Linked DNA regions of Homo sapiens: region 2 is linked to region 1. A link is a contact called in ENCODE Hi-C or POLR2A ChIA-PET data. All regions are on one chromosome and are shown on one strand. Each heading gives the region's core, a stretch centred on a gene start or an enhancer-like site at or near the end of the contact. The rest is flanking DNA. Distances are from core to core; before and after follow the strand shown. Region 1 holds the start of LINC02022 (long intergenic non-protein coding RNA 2022). Region 2 overlaps IQSEC1 (IQ motif and Sec7 domain ArfGEF 1).

Region 1 (6,968 bases), core at 1,591-4,090:
GATGAGAGAGGAAACAGGTGGGAAAAGAGAGGTAAAAGGCTCGGTTAGTCTCGGGGCTGGAGAAGGTCAAGGTAGTGGACAGAGGCCCCCGGCTGCCGCCGCGGGTTCCGCGACGCTGACCGTGTATGTGACCCAAGAGACTTCTTTACCAAGGCCAGCACGGCCGGGGACCCGGATTTCACCTGGGAGAGACATTAGAGCTGGGGGTGCACATTCTGCAGAGTAGAGGGACCACTGAGTGGCCCATCTCTGGAAGCACCCCCGCTTCAGCCTTACATGCTGGGCTTTCCTCCTGGGGCCTAAGGAGTACGGGTGGGGACCCCTGCCCAGGTCACACTGAGAGGGTGACAGCATACTGGCAGCCCTTGCAGCCCTCGCTCACTCTCGGCGCCTCCTCGGCCTTGGCGCCCACTCTGGCCGCGCTTGAGGAGCCCTTCAGCCCACCGCTGCACTGTGGGAGCGCCTTTCTGGGCTGGCCAAGGCCGGAGCCGGCTCCCTCGGCTTGCGGGGAGGTGTGGAGGGAGAGGCACGGGGCGGGAACCCGGGCTGCCCGTGCGCTTGGGGGCCAGCTAGAGTTCCGGGTGGGCGTGGGCTTGGCGGGCCCCGCACTCGGAGCTGCTGGCCGGCCGCAAGCCCCGGACAGTGAGGGGCTTAGCACCTGGGCCAGCAGGTGCTGTGCTCGATTTCTCGCGGAGCCTTAGCTGCCTCCCAGCGGGGCAGGGCTTGGGACCTGCAGCCCTCCATGCCTGAGCCTCCCCGCCCCCCGCTGTGGGCTGCTGCGCGGCCCGAGCCTCCCGGACGAGCGCCGCTCCCTGCTCCACCGCGCCCAGTCCCATCGACCACCCAAGGGCTGAGGAGTGCGGGCACACAGGCGCCGGACTGGCAGGCACCTCCACCTGTGGCCCCGGTGCGGGATCCACTGGGTGAAGCCAGCTGGGCTCCTGAGTCTGGTGGGGACTTGGAGAATCTTTATGTCTAGCTAAGGGATTGTAAATACACCAATCTGCACCCTGTGTCTAGCTCAGGGTTTGTGAATGCACCAATAGGCACTCTGTATCTAGTTAATCTGTTGGGGACTTGGAGAATCTTTATGTCTAGCTAAGGGATTGTGAATGCACCAATCGGCACTCTGTATCTAGCTCAAGGTTTGTAAATGCACCAATCAGCACCCTATCAAAATGGACCAATCAGCTCTCTGTAAAACAGACCAATCGGCTCTCTGTAAAATGGACCAATCAGCAGGATGTGGGTGGGGCCAGATAAGAGAATAAAAGCAGGCTTCCGGAGCCAGCAGTGGGAACTCGCTTAAGGTCCCTTTGCTGGTTGTGGAATGTTTGTTCTTTTACTTTTTGCACTTAAATTATGCTGCTGCTTAATGTTGGGGTCCACACTGCTTTTGCTGAGCTGTGAGACTTACCATGAAGGCCTGCAGCTTCACTCCTCAGCCAGTGAGACCAGGAACCTACCAGAAGAAAGAAACTCCAAACGCATCTGAAGGTCGGAAGGAGCAAACTCTGGACACGCTGCTTTTAAGAACTGTAACACCATGAGGGTCTGCGGCTTCATTCTTGAAACCAGTGAGATCAAGAACCCACCAATTACAAACACAACACCTCAACAACACCTCATGAGCAGGTAAGGACACCTGGGCACTGCTCAGGGACGGCATGTAGTCTGCAGAGTTGGGAAGCTCTGTCTATACTAAGGGTGTTTTTTGAGGGAAGGGCAAATTGATATGAATGTCGGAATCAAATTCAAGCTCCTTCAATTCTAATCGAGTGCTGCTTTAAAAAAAGCTGGACCAACATGAAGTATCACCAAGCACTACCTCTGTAAGGCAGCAGCCCGAGCTCTGCTCATGGCTGGTCTCCAGCAGCTGCCAGCGGGCTGGCCCTCCTCCCTCATCAGCCATGCTGAGCATTCCCTGCCTTTTCGGGAGAACACGCGGTCACGCGGGCTGCAGTAAGGCAGGAGGAAGGAGCAGGCGGAAATGCTGAGGAACTCCTTGGTTCTCTCACCCCAGAACTCTTCCCAGCCTGCCAGGCTCTGGGCCTGAGGGATCATTCACCCACCAATCCCACCCCGTGACTTAGTCATGGAGGAAGTGAGGCCTGGAGAGAGGGGACTTGTCCCAGCAGGGATTAGGGCTTTCTTCCCTGCTGTGTGGCAGACGCTCCTGCACCGAATTCTGCCATGCCACGCACCACATGCTCACTGGCGCCTTTTTTGGGTTCTCAGTGCTGCCCCCACAAGCTTAACTTGTAGCTGGGGAAGACCAGCAGAGGTCGGAACAATTAATACAATCACGCAGCCTGAGAGAGAGCAGTAGTGCTACGGAAAAAGAGTACTTCAATTTAAAAATTCTAATTGTAAAAATAAATTTTAAAGAGAACTGGCCCAGGACATCCATGCCACATTCCCTCTTCCTCCAGGCCCTTCCTGACGCCCTTGACTCCGGCCTGTCCTGAGGCATGCAGATGCCACTCACCTCCAAGTTCTCCAGAACCTCTGGGACACCAAAGACCCTGACCTCGGAGGTGGTGTAGTGGTTGCTCAGAAGGATTTCAGACTGCTTGGCATAGAGATCTGGGCTGAAGGGTACTGGCCAGCTGGCAAATGACACGGAGTTCAGCCTTGTCCTCACACAGCGAGGGAAGGACGGGGAGGTTTGGAGCTGACAGTCAACAAATGGGTAATGGGCGGCCATTAGTGAAGTGGCAGGAAGTGGGGCAGCACACACAGCGCGAGTTGTTTTGTGTATGAACGGCCAGGCGACGGTGTCTGAACATCTTTCCTTAATTTTGCGAACGGAAACAGGGCACGATGAACCTGGGAACTCACAAAAATGATGAGCATAGAGCTCTGCGGGGTGCGGTAAGAAGGGGGGAGGGGATGAAAATATCTTTGCATGGGGTTTTGACTTGTGAGCCATGCAAGTATTTTACATGTTCAAAACCTACAATTAAGCCCCCAAGGAGGAACAAAAACTCAAACTGTAACTTGTCTTCCTATCCATCCACCGTCACCAGACAGCAGCAGCTTAATGTAGAGGTGGAATGGGTCACTGCAGCCACAGCACACAGCCACCTGGGGACATGGCCTTAGAAGGCCAGGGCTCTGCCTTACAGGGAGCGGTGCATGCTGTGAGCCAGAGACCACCACGTGGTGCTGTCTCCTCCCCAGCAGGGGTCTGCAGCTGGGGGTGCAGGTGGCAGGGGCTCCTCTCATGCTCTTACCTAGTAACCCTTGCACGGAATGTTTGCTTCCTGCCCCAGAAACTTTGAGTTCTGCTTGTTTGGAGGTCTTAGTTTCTACGAGGGAATGCTTCCCCAGAGGAAATCTGGCATGGTTCCAGTGCATTGGAAGATGAGACTTTCCCCTGGCCATGTGGGGCTCCCCAGGCCACTGAAGCAATGGGAGGCAAAAGGGTTTCTCTACTAGCTGGAGAGAGTGATCCCAGTCACCAAGGCTTTGCTACGCAATGGGGACAAGAACCCAGGGGCTTCTCTGGTATATCCATACCCAATGGTAATGGCTCGTGGGAAATTCTAGCAGCCAAAAAAGGACAGTTGAAGAATCAGAGTCCTTAGGAATGATGGTTTCAGTCACACCCCACATAGGAGAAACTTGAGGCCAGGTGCAGTGGATTCATGCCCGTAATCCCGGCACTTCAGGAGGCCAAGGTGGGCAGATCACTTGAGCCCAGGAGTTCAAGGTTACAGTGAGCCATGATTTTGCCACTGCACTTCAGCCTGGGTGACGGTTTCTCTATAAAACCAATTTTAAAGAAACTTGACCGGCTTAGGTCTGTATGAGGGCAGGGGACAATGGAATGGGTTTGGGAAGAAGGAAGCCACAGACATTACCCACAGCTGTGCCTTCCATTAGCAAAGGGAGGGCTGCAGTAGCTTTACTCACTTTCACTTTCCCGGTTACACACGTGTTAGTTGGTTTGTGCTATTTCCTTCTTTCCATTTTTCACTTTCTATACAGGTGTCGATAGGTAACGTTACAATTTAGTCTTCAGGGAACAGAATATTCAGCAGCGCTGTGATGGAATCTGAGGAGTCACTCAGAGCCCCGCCCCCCCACCACCCCATACACAGTGACTGAGGGACTGTGCCTCATTGTGGGCAAGGGGTGAGAAAACCCCTTCGTGATCTGAAGTGTGGCTGTATCTTGGGAGGTGGAAACACAAGGCTGCTTGCTTGTTCTGAATTTCACATGTGCGTGGAAGGTGCATGTGGAAGCTGAGTGTCATATGGTAGCTGGGTTAGAGCCTTTTTGTCTCTCAGCTCCAAAGCCACTGTTCACCGCCTTGCTCTGTGATCATGGCATTGGACTTTGTCAATGTTCTCCTCTGCCAGTTAGCAGAGGTGACACTGGGGGTGCTACGGGAAGAAGGGGCATCCCTCCTGGTTGCACTGGGCAGCGCTCTCTTCCCATCTGCAGCTGCCGTGGGCAAGCAGGGTTCCATGGGGGTGACTTCCCACATGCAATGCCCTGTCTGCCAGCACCCGAGGGACGTCCTGCTTGCCAGTCCTGTCTCACATTCCCATGCCTGCCAGCCCCAGCCTGCTGGCTGCAGCAACTGCCATCTGGGGCATCTGACACGGTCTCCGCCATTCCAAGGGCTGCTTCCACTCCTCCAGTGAGAGCGAGCCTCGGGACCAGAGGAGCGGCCCAAACAACCCTGAGTGTGATGAGAAACCATTGTTACCGTGGCTCTAAGCTAGGAAGTTTTGCGGTGTTTGGCTTTGTAGCAAAAGGTAACTGACACCCCTTTTATTTAGGGGTCTGCCGTTTCTCCAGTGATTTGTCACGCCATCTTCACTGTATCCTAAGTTTCCATTTTATGGAGTCTGTTTCTGGACTTTCCATTCTGTTCAGCTCGTCTGAATCCGCACATACCAATACTGCAGGTTTAATGACAGAAGCTTTCTAGTGTGCTGCAGTGATGTCTGGATGTACCACTAACTCTAAAAACAAACAAAAAAGACTGATTTTCCTGGAGAGTCTTGCCTTGTCAAAACTGGAATTGAAAATAATCTTGACTAGCTCCATTTTTTTAAAAAAACTGAGAAGTATTGACATCTGTATGTTAAATTGTGTTATCTTAAAACTCGGTATATTTCTCAGTGTTTTAATCTTTTCCTCACTTGTCATTATTTTTTGAAGTTATTCCTAGTTATCTTTTTCCTTTTTTTGAGACATGGTCTCTCTGTCACCCAGGCTGGAGTGCAGTGGTGCAATCATGGTTCACTGCAGTCTTAACCTCCTGGCCTCGAGCTATTCTCTTGCCTCAGCCCCCCAGGTAGTTGGGACTACAGCCGTGAGCCACCATGTCCAGCTAATGTTTTTTATTTTTAGGAGAGATGAGGTCTCCCTATGTTGCCCAGGCTGGCCCCAAATTCCTAGACTCAAGTGATGCTCCTGCCTCAGCCTCCCAAAGTGCTAGGATTATGGTGTGTCGCCATGCCCAGCTCCTATATATCTTTTGTAAAAATTTTATCTTGTACATGCATTCTTTTTTCCTTTTATTATTCTTTTAAACTTATTAATGTCTATTGATTCATATACATTAATTTGCTTTTCAGTCATCTTGCTGAGTTTCCTCATTGTGCCTTAACTTTTTCATTGATTTCTTGGGATTTCCAGAAATGCTGTTGTATCATCTGCAAATAGAAATAATTTGCCTCTTTGGTGGGGCACAGTAGCTTATTCCTGTAATCCTAGCACTTTGGGAGGCTGAGGTGGGAGGATCGCTTGAGCTTAGGAGTTTGAGACCAGCCTGGGCAACATAGCGAGACCTCATCTCTACTAAAAATAAAAATTAGCCGGGGGTGGTGGTGCACACCTGTAGTCCCAGCTACTGGGCTGAATGAGGCGGGAGAAACACTTGAGCCCAGGAGGTTGAAGCTGCCGTGAGCTGTGACTGCACCACTGAACTCCAGCCTGGGTGAGAGGGCAAGACTCTTGTCTCAAAAAAAAAAAAAAAGAAAAAAAAATTCACCTCTTCCTTTCTGATTCAGATGCCTCTAACTGCATCTGATTGCATTGGCTGAACCCTTCAACACAGTGTCACAGAGAAGTGAAGATGCTTACCATGTCTTTTCCCTGATTTGCACAGAATGCATTCACTGTTTCTCCATTCAATTAAATTCTGGCTTTTGAACTCAGGTATACTCTATCATTCCCAAAAAAGTATCCACTTATTTAAGTGTTTTATATACCAGGAATTCGTTCTGGATTTTGTTGAAGCCCTTTTGTCAGCCAGGGAAATGATCACTTGGTTTTTCTTATCTTAGTTAAGATGATGGATTTCCTAATATTGAACAGTTCTTGCATTACTGATGTAAAATGCTATTTGGTCATGAGGTATATTAGTTTATATGGAATATGCTACTAGATGTTTGATATGTGTGATATGTGATTCACAATTTTCTATTGGTGACATGCAGCTTTGTATTTATGTAACTTTTATCAGGTCTAGAAAACAGTGCCAAAATCACTGCATAAAAAGCATTGGGAGGCAGGTGCAGTGGCTCACCTTTGTAATCCCAGCACTTTGGGAGGCCGAGGTGGGCAGATCACCTGAGGTCGCCAGTTTGAGATCAGCCCTACCAACATGGAGAAAACCTGTGTCTACTAAAAATACAAAATTAGCTGGGTATGGTGGTGCATGCCTGTAATCCCAGCTACTGGGGAGGCTGAGGCAGGAGGATCACTTGAACTGGGGAGGTGGAGGTTGCGGTGAGCTGAGATGGCACCATTGCACTCCAGCCTGGGTGACGAGTGAATCTCCGTCTCAAAAAAGAAAAGACAAGAAAAAGCATTGGGAAGTTTTCCTTCCTTTGCTGTGATCAGAAACAGTTGTAACAGTGAGATTATCTGGTTGTGAAGGTCAGAAGAATTCCCTGTGAAACAAAATGGGCTAGTTAAGCCGTTAATTACATTTTCTATTTCTC
Region 2 (6,968 bases), core at 3,111-5,610, 63 kb after region 1:
AGCCCCTCCCCTACAGCCCCCACCCACAGCAGCCTCCTTTGGACCTGGTGTGTGTGCCTTGGTAGGGGGCGAGGGGGAGAACAGGCAGATCTGAAAATCCTCCCATTCTATTGCTAAAGCTTTGAGCAGGGACTCGCAATAAACACTCACCAACCTAATCAACTGTACAAAGGAGCAAATGAGTCCCCATCTCAGACTTCAGGCCCCAGAGCCTCAGGTTGCAGGGGAGCGTTGGCCTCGCCGGGAAGCCCATCCCACACTGTCTGACCCCAGAGCTCACGCCTCTGCTCCAGGCCTGTGCACCTCCCTCCTGTCTGACCCCAGAGCCCACGCCTCTGCTCCAGGCCTGTGCACCTCCCTCCGGCTCGCCTCGTCTTTGCAGCCCGAGGGCACATCACACACGCCCGGGACTGGAAGCACTTCAGTCAGGCGCCAAATCTGTGCTTCCAGGCACAGATCACAGGGAACAACGGCTGGTCCTTAAAGAGATGCAGCCGGGCCTCCGCTCCTAAGAGGAGGATTCAAAACAATCTCATCACCCTAAGTTCACAGAAGCACAGAGACAGACAAGCAGTTTCCCTGCAGGTCCCTGGAGCTGAAGCAGGAAGCCCCTTGGTGGCCCACAGGCTGCTGCTGAGCTGCTGGGAGGCACCGTCAGGGAGGGGAGTGTGGGACCCTCACTGTGCTGCCCCCGACCCAGGATGGAGGAGCAATGTTCACCTCAAGTCTGAAGGAATTCCACCCTTCACCAAGCCCTTTCTAACCTGGCCTGAAACCACTGTGAGCAGGCAGAGCAGGGCATCCTTCCCTGATGGTTGGGGGTGAGTGAGGGCCCAGGCCTGCCTGAGAACTTGAGAGGGGCCTTTGTTCCCAGTTGGCCGCGGTGTGGGGCAGAGGGGGTTGGGGAAAGAGATCAGGCGGCAGCCACTGAACTCAGAATGGGCAGGAGATGGGAGTGCCTGGCGCTGGTAGTTCAGGGTGGCTTTGGGCCCCGGGGCAGGGTATCTTTGGGGATAGGATTGCAATGGTGGTGGCCTGGGGCAGACTTTCTGGGCCTGTGGCAGCCCAGGATTCCGCTCTGGGCACTCCTGGGTTCCTGGCTGCCCTGGGTCAGCAGGTCCAGAACATGCTTGGGAGTGGCCGGGCCTCCCTCTCCAGGAAGGGAAGGCCTGACAGTCACCCACAGTCTTCCCTTCCATCCTGGAGCCAGGGTCCTGGGGGTCATCAGTTTAATCCCTCCCCCGACTCAAACGCCCCCATTCAATCTGTCACCGGGTCCTGTCCAGTCTATTGAATAGCATCAGCTTGTGCAATGTGGCAGCCCTTCCACACTCCAAAAAAAAAAAAAAAAATCAAACCCAACTTCAAACCACCCCAAAAAAAAGAAATGGCTGGGCCATCCTACTGCAACCAGTGTGGCACCACAGGATTCTTCAGCAAACGTGGACAAAAGTGAGCACAGTGTGGAATTTTCCACATAGCTATGAACCCATTTGAGCCAGAGGACATCACCTCTTGATGGCCCCAATCAGCAACTACGCAGTGCAGTATTAGACCCTAAAAAAGTGGCTTTTCTGAGTTTATCTGAACTGATAAATAAAAATACAATTTAAGTGAAAATACCCAGTATTGACAAGTACATGCAGCCATGGGCACTCTAGGACTCTGCTGCTAGGAGTATAAATCAGGACAGGAAGTTATCGAACTTAAATGATGTGGACGCTTGACTATTTTCTGGCTGAACTCGTAAAGATGTTTTGCTCTACAGCAACACTCTGGGCTCTCAGCCCCACCTTCCTGATTAGGACTCAGCTCTACCCAGTTTCTTCCTGGGGCAGGAAGAACTATCCTATGTCAACCTTTCCCTTTCTAGGGCAGAAACACAGATACCTTAGTGACAGAGCTTGGCTATAAAGTGATGGTCACATTTTACCAGCATACATGAGTCTCTAGGTGGGACTTTTGGGTTAGAGAACAGCCAGACTGGCTCCTATATCCCTGCCCCGACCTCTTGAGCTCAGCTGCTGGACATCTCACCACCCACTGTAGCTGCCTTGGGGATGCTTCTCCCAAAAACCCAGCCCATTGAACAGGACTGGTGAACACACCAGTGTGAGTCCTTAACTGCGCCTCTGAATTTATTATCTCTCTCAGACACCTGGGCTACATGCAGACCAAGGAATGGGCCGAGGCACCTCTTCCAAGTCCCTGAATATTCCTGGCAGTTCAGAGTCTCTGGAACATCCTATGAGCGTTAGGTGGCTGCCGCCCAGCCCCTTTCCATAGATTTGTGCAAAGGAAATAAGACCAATGTGTGCAGCAGTACATACGAGGATGTCCACAGCAGTGTTGTTTCTGATTATAAACATCTGGAAATAACCTAAATGAGCATCGACAAGGGGATGACTGAAATTAATTCTGTATCCACACACTGGAAATAACATCAAAATGGGGTAAAGATCTAGTTTGATGGCTGTTCTTATGAAAAAGCCTTGGGGATTTTTTGTGGACTATAAGATGAATGTGAGCTGATGTCATGATGTGGCCGAGAAGCCAGTCACCAACATGAATAAAAAGCCAGGAGCAAAAATAGCCCTGCTGCCCGCCACAGTTCTCAGACACAGCAGAAGACAGTGTCTGGGGGCTGCACAGACAGTCCAGAGCCTGAGGGCAGGGACAGCAGACCTGGGACACCTGCATGCCCTACCCACTCCTCCCTGGCAGACATTGCTAATTGATCACAGACTCCCTCCTAAAGAGCTTGGATGAAGCCTCAGCCTCCTTCCAACACAGCACTCCATACAACTGATCCCAGCTAGCATGTGAGATGGACTCTATTTGCCAAGGCCAAATAACAGTATGCCAGGAAGCAGTATAACAGTATGCTCCTATCAAGAGCTGGGGCTGTGCAGCCGGGAGGAAAGCAGCCTCGGGGAGATGATGTGATCCCCATCATCAAGCCTCTGACAGGCTGACAAGCCGAGGCTAGAGATTTCTCCTGCAGGCAGAACTATGACTGCCAATACCCGACGTGATGAAGTACACTCTCATGTGGTTAGGGCTGCTTAGGAGGTGGTGAGTTCTCTGTCACTGGAGGTGTGCAAGCTGCGGCAGGTCAGACACCCGTCAGAGAGGTGGTACAAGGGACTCCAATCCTGGCTGGAAGCCTCTATCCCAGGGCCATATGACCTGTCTGAGTCTGCCATCTTTACACCGAGGTCTCAGCTTAACCCCACTTCCTCCACAAGGCCACCCTCACCCCACACACTCTTCCCCACCCCGGGGATCACCTGATCTCGTGTGCAGTCCATCTGCACCATGGAGGAGTCTTGCTCTGTGAGGGTGGGAGACAACTGCCCAAGCATCCCCCAAAGCCCTGGCCTCCAGCAAAGATGGGAATGGCCATGAGCAGGAGGCCTGCTCCTTCCCATGAGATGAGTTCTGTATGTCCTGGATGGGCCCCTGGTGGTGGGACAGGCCAAGGACAGGGCCAGAGAGCACGTAAGGGCCTGGAGCTGCATGTGGATGCATCCACACTCTGCCCCAGAGCCCATCACGTGCTAAGGCACAGTGAGCCCTCCTTTCCCAGACTGGGGACTCCAAGCTTTGGTCACTGAAAGGTCGCCAAGCTCTTCCCCCTTCTCCAGTTTTCCAAACATGTTTTCCTGTGATGGAAGTGGTATGTGGTGTTTTATGTGGGGACATGGCTGGGTGAAGCGCTAGATCCCTATAGGACAGTGTTGCAATGGACACCTCGCAGGAATAGAGATCACAACTTGAAGAGTTTCCTCCTGCTGCCCCGCCCCACCCAGGCTTTCTGCCAAGCAAGGGGCCAAGCAGGCTCCTGGGTGGAATTCTAGCTCTACTGCTTACCAGCTGTGTGACCACAGGAGGAATTAATGCTGTGCCTCAGGTTCCTTCCTCTAAAATTGGGGTAATTAGTGTATCTACTTCACAGGACTGTGAAGACTTAGTGGAGCTAATTAATACAGTGAGGTCCTTAAGAAAGTGCTTGGCTCTTAAAAAGCACTTTTCAATGGCTGTCTTGGGTTATTCTCTGATCTACAAGCCCCAGCAGCTGGAGGCAGGAAGGGCAGACAAGCCTAGTGCCCCAAGCCAGGGTCACCTGCCCTGCACCCTGCCTGCTGTTGAGACCCTCTCTTCGAGACACCCACCTCCAGGCTGGAGAGCCTGACCCCAGGGTGGAGGGAGACCTGGACCCAGACACCTTCCACTGGCCTGTTCCCTGGACTGGGGAGCTCATGGGGATGGGTGAGAAAGGCAGACAGTCCAACCCCAGCCCCTCAGCCCAGACCTGTTGGATGCCACGTCCCGACTCGCCAGGGAATGAGTCAGGGCTGGGGGGCTGTGGCCTCTCAGCCACGGATGTCTCTAATTATGGCCTATGAAGTAATGAATGACTTTTCTCAAGAAAAATGTTAGCCAGGGGAGGTTCTGGGCACCAGTGAGGGTACAAGATGAAAGCAGTGACCCACTGTTCACCCCCAATATCGACAACGACAATGGTAGTAACAGCGAATGTCTATATGGCTAGTGATGTTCTAAGCTGTATATGGAACACATTCAGTGCTCTCAATACCCTGCAGGCACGGAAAGGTGGCACCCATCCCCAAGGGCATATGGGCAGCTTGGCCAGGACGCCCGAACACTTGCCCATTGTGTTCATGCAACTTCTTACGGAGAGGGCAAACACACATGTATGTACACACATATACATACGCAAACACAAGTATACACGGGTCTGAATTATACAGCAGCAACTTCTCCACAAACCTGCCAGGTACAAGATGCCGTGGTGGGTGTGTTTAAAATACATGACCTGTAACTCAACCACCGTCGCTGGGAGGTAGCTAGGACTGCTCCCTTCTGCAGATGACAAACTCAGGGATGGAAGAGTTGAGTCACCAAGTCAAGGTTGTGAGTATAAGACAGAGTTGTGTGGGACCTGACCCCACACCATGCCTCTCCTGCCCAGCTGCTCAGGGGAAAAGCATGCTGCTGGCAGCTTGGACAGGGCTGGGTCCAGAGCCTAGGGGTCCTGGGGTTGTGCACAGTTATGAGATAAATCAGAGAAATAAGCCTAGCCACGTGTGGCCAGAGGGTGGCCACATCACATGGCAAAGCCACCCTCTTCAGAGGGGGCCGGGCCCCATGCTAGAGGAAGCAGGCAATCTTGAAAGCCTGTCTGTGGTTAAATGTCCATGCCAGCAGCCTCAGGCCAGACTCCTGGCAGTCTGCACAGGCCAGAGCAAAACAGCCTCCTGAAGTACGTATGCCCATCACGCCTCCAGGCCTCATGGCTTCCCCTATACTCTGCTTTCAGGGTTTCTGATTTCCAGAAAGGGAGCCTAGACTGGGCAGGCACAATTCATTTCCAGCCCTCACAAGCTCCCTCTTGGGGCTTTCTGTGGCTCTTCTCTGCCTAGGCCACATTAACCAAGGTTAGTCACCCAGAGGAAGGAAGGGGATGGTCTTGTTCTGCACAGGGCTATCTTCACCTCTATGCCCCCGTCTCGGGGAGGGATGGGACACAGCCAGGCAGGGTCTGGGGGGCGGGTGGGGGCACATCCTCTGAGCAAGAGCAGGGATGGCACAGCTGGAGAGAGGTGGCCGCCACCCCTGCCAGGTCTCTGCAGGGTGGTCCTGGTGCAGAGAGAACAGGCAGGTTTGTGAGGCCAGGGGCAGGAGCTTCAGACAGCTAGCAGTTTTGAACAGTTCAGCAATTTAAGAAGGGGCTGCTTTAAGGGCTAGTGCAGGTGTTCAAGCAGGGTCTGGAAAAATCAGTCTTTCTGGGCTGATGTGGCTGGGGCTGGGTCACCCACACGTATGCTCACCCACTATGCCACTATGCGACGGGGGAGCCCAGCACAAGCTAAGTACACAGATTTCACCCCTGCAACAAGCCTGTCAAGAAAGCACTGCTCTTCCCATTCTCCATATGAGAAAATGGAGGCTCAAGAAGGGCCCACTGTGATCCTTGCCCAGGACTGCAGACCACAGAGCAGAGCCAAGATTCAAATCCATGTCATTCTTCTAGTCCTTCCCATTCTGGAATGTTCTCGGGACTGCAGTCCCCAAGAGTTAGCCTGGCCCCAAGGAGCAGAATGCAAGGATACAAAGAAATGGACCTCAAAGGAAAACCGAATGTGCAAAGAAGGGACATAAAGTTGGCCAGCTGTGGTGGCTCACGCCTGCAATCCTAGCACTTTGGGAGGCCGAGGTGGGACACTGCTTGAGGCCAGGAGTTTGAGATCAGTTTGAGAAACGTAGCAAGACCCTGTCTCCACAAAACATTTTTTAAAAATATTAGCTGGGCATGATGGCAAGTGTCTGTAGTCCCGGTGCTTTCGGAGGCCAGGGCAGGAGGATCACTTGAGGCCAGGAGTTGAAGACCAGCCTGGATAACATAATGAGACTCCATCTCTACAAATTTTTTTTTTTTTTGATACGGAGTCTCACTCTGTTGCCCAGGCTGGAGTGCAGTGGCGTGATCTCGGCTCACCGCAAGCTTCACCCCCGGGGTTCATGCCATTCTCCTGCCTCAGCCTCCCAAGTAGCTGGGACTACAGGCACCCACCACCATGCCTGGCTAATTTTTTTTTTGTATTTTTAGTAGAGACGGGGTTTCATAGTGTTCACCAGGATGGTCTCGATCTCCTGACCTCGTGATCCACCCGTCTTGGCCTCCCAAAATGCTGAGATTACAGGTGTGAGCCACTGCGCCCGGCCAAAAAAATTTTTTAAATAGCTGGGAGCAGTGTCTCTTGCCTGTAGTCCTGGCTACTCAGGAGGCTGGGACAGGAGGATCCCTTGACCACAAGGAGTTCAAGGCTGCAGTTAGCTATGATGACATGACTGTACTCCAGCCTGGGCCACAGAACAAGACCCTGCCTCTAAAAAACTTTTAAAAAGTTATAATAAAAGGGCTGGGCATGGCGGCTAACGCC

What was found. A loop is a pair of places that touch in the nucleus more often than their neighbours do. ChIA-PET counts read pairs that join two places held with the same protein, here RNA polymerase II (POLR2A). Pooled maps may share reads with other maps.
Region 2: a loop to region 1 is called in a map of G401, with 6 times the contacts of the local background. The contact joins the enhancer-like site here to the promoter of LINC02022 in region 1. A Hi-C loop is called at or near these places in 4 of 168 maps with a recorded cell type or tissue (G401, dorsolateral prefrontal cortex, endothelial cell of hepatic sinusoid and 1 more) and 3 of 50 pooled maps. POLR2A ChIA-PET finds 5 or more read pairs at or near these places in 3 of 52 experiments (HepG2, OCI-LY7 and activated CD4-positive, alpha-beta T cell).

Annotation. Positions count from the first base shown.
Region 1 is chr3:12,882,371-12,889,338 of GRCh38, forward strand. It overlaps LINC02022 (long intergenic non-protein coding RNA 2022), which reads right to left and starts at 2,841. Exons shown (of 3, transcript NR_136189.1): 1 at 2,489-2,841. LOC105376956 (a long non-coding RNA gene) reads left to right here. Exons shown (of 5, transcript XR_940601.4): 4 at 1,433-1,635. RefSeq lists enhancers at 2,591-2,720, 2,811-2,900.
Region 2 is chr3:12,944,196-12,951,163 of GRCh38, forward strand. All of the region lies in intron 1 of IQSEC1 (IQ motif and Sec7 domain ArfGEF 1), which reads right to left. Among named protein-coding and RNA genes, the nearest start is that of LINC02022, 62 kb to the left of the region's middle. RefSeq lists enhancers at 1-30, 162-847, 848-1,533, 2,888-3,389, 5,564-5,743 and a silencer at 4,924-5,003. Within about 2 kb of position 4,361, at least 8 of the 41 ENCODE cell types and tissues checked have a DNase peak (open chromatin) inside an H3K27ac peak, as active enhancers do; they include dorsolateral prefrontal cortex, where a contact is called at or near this core.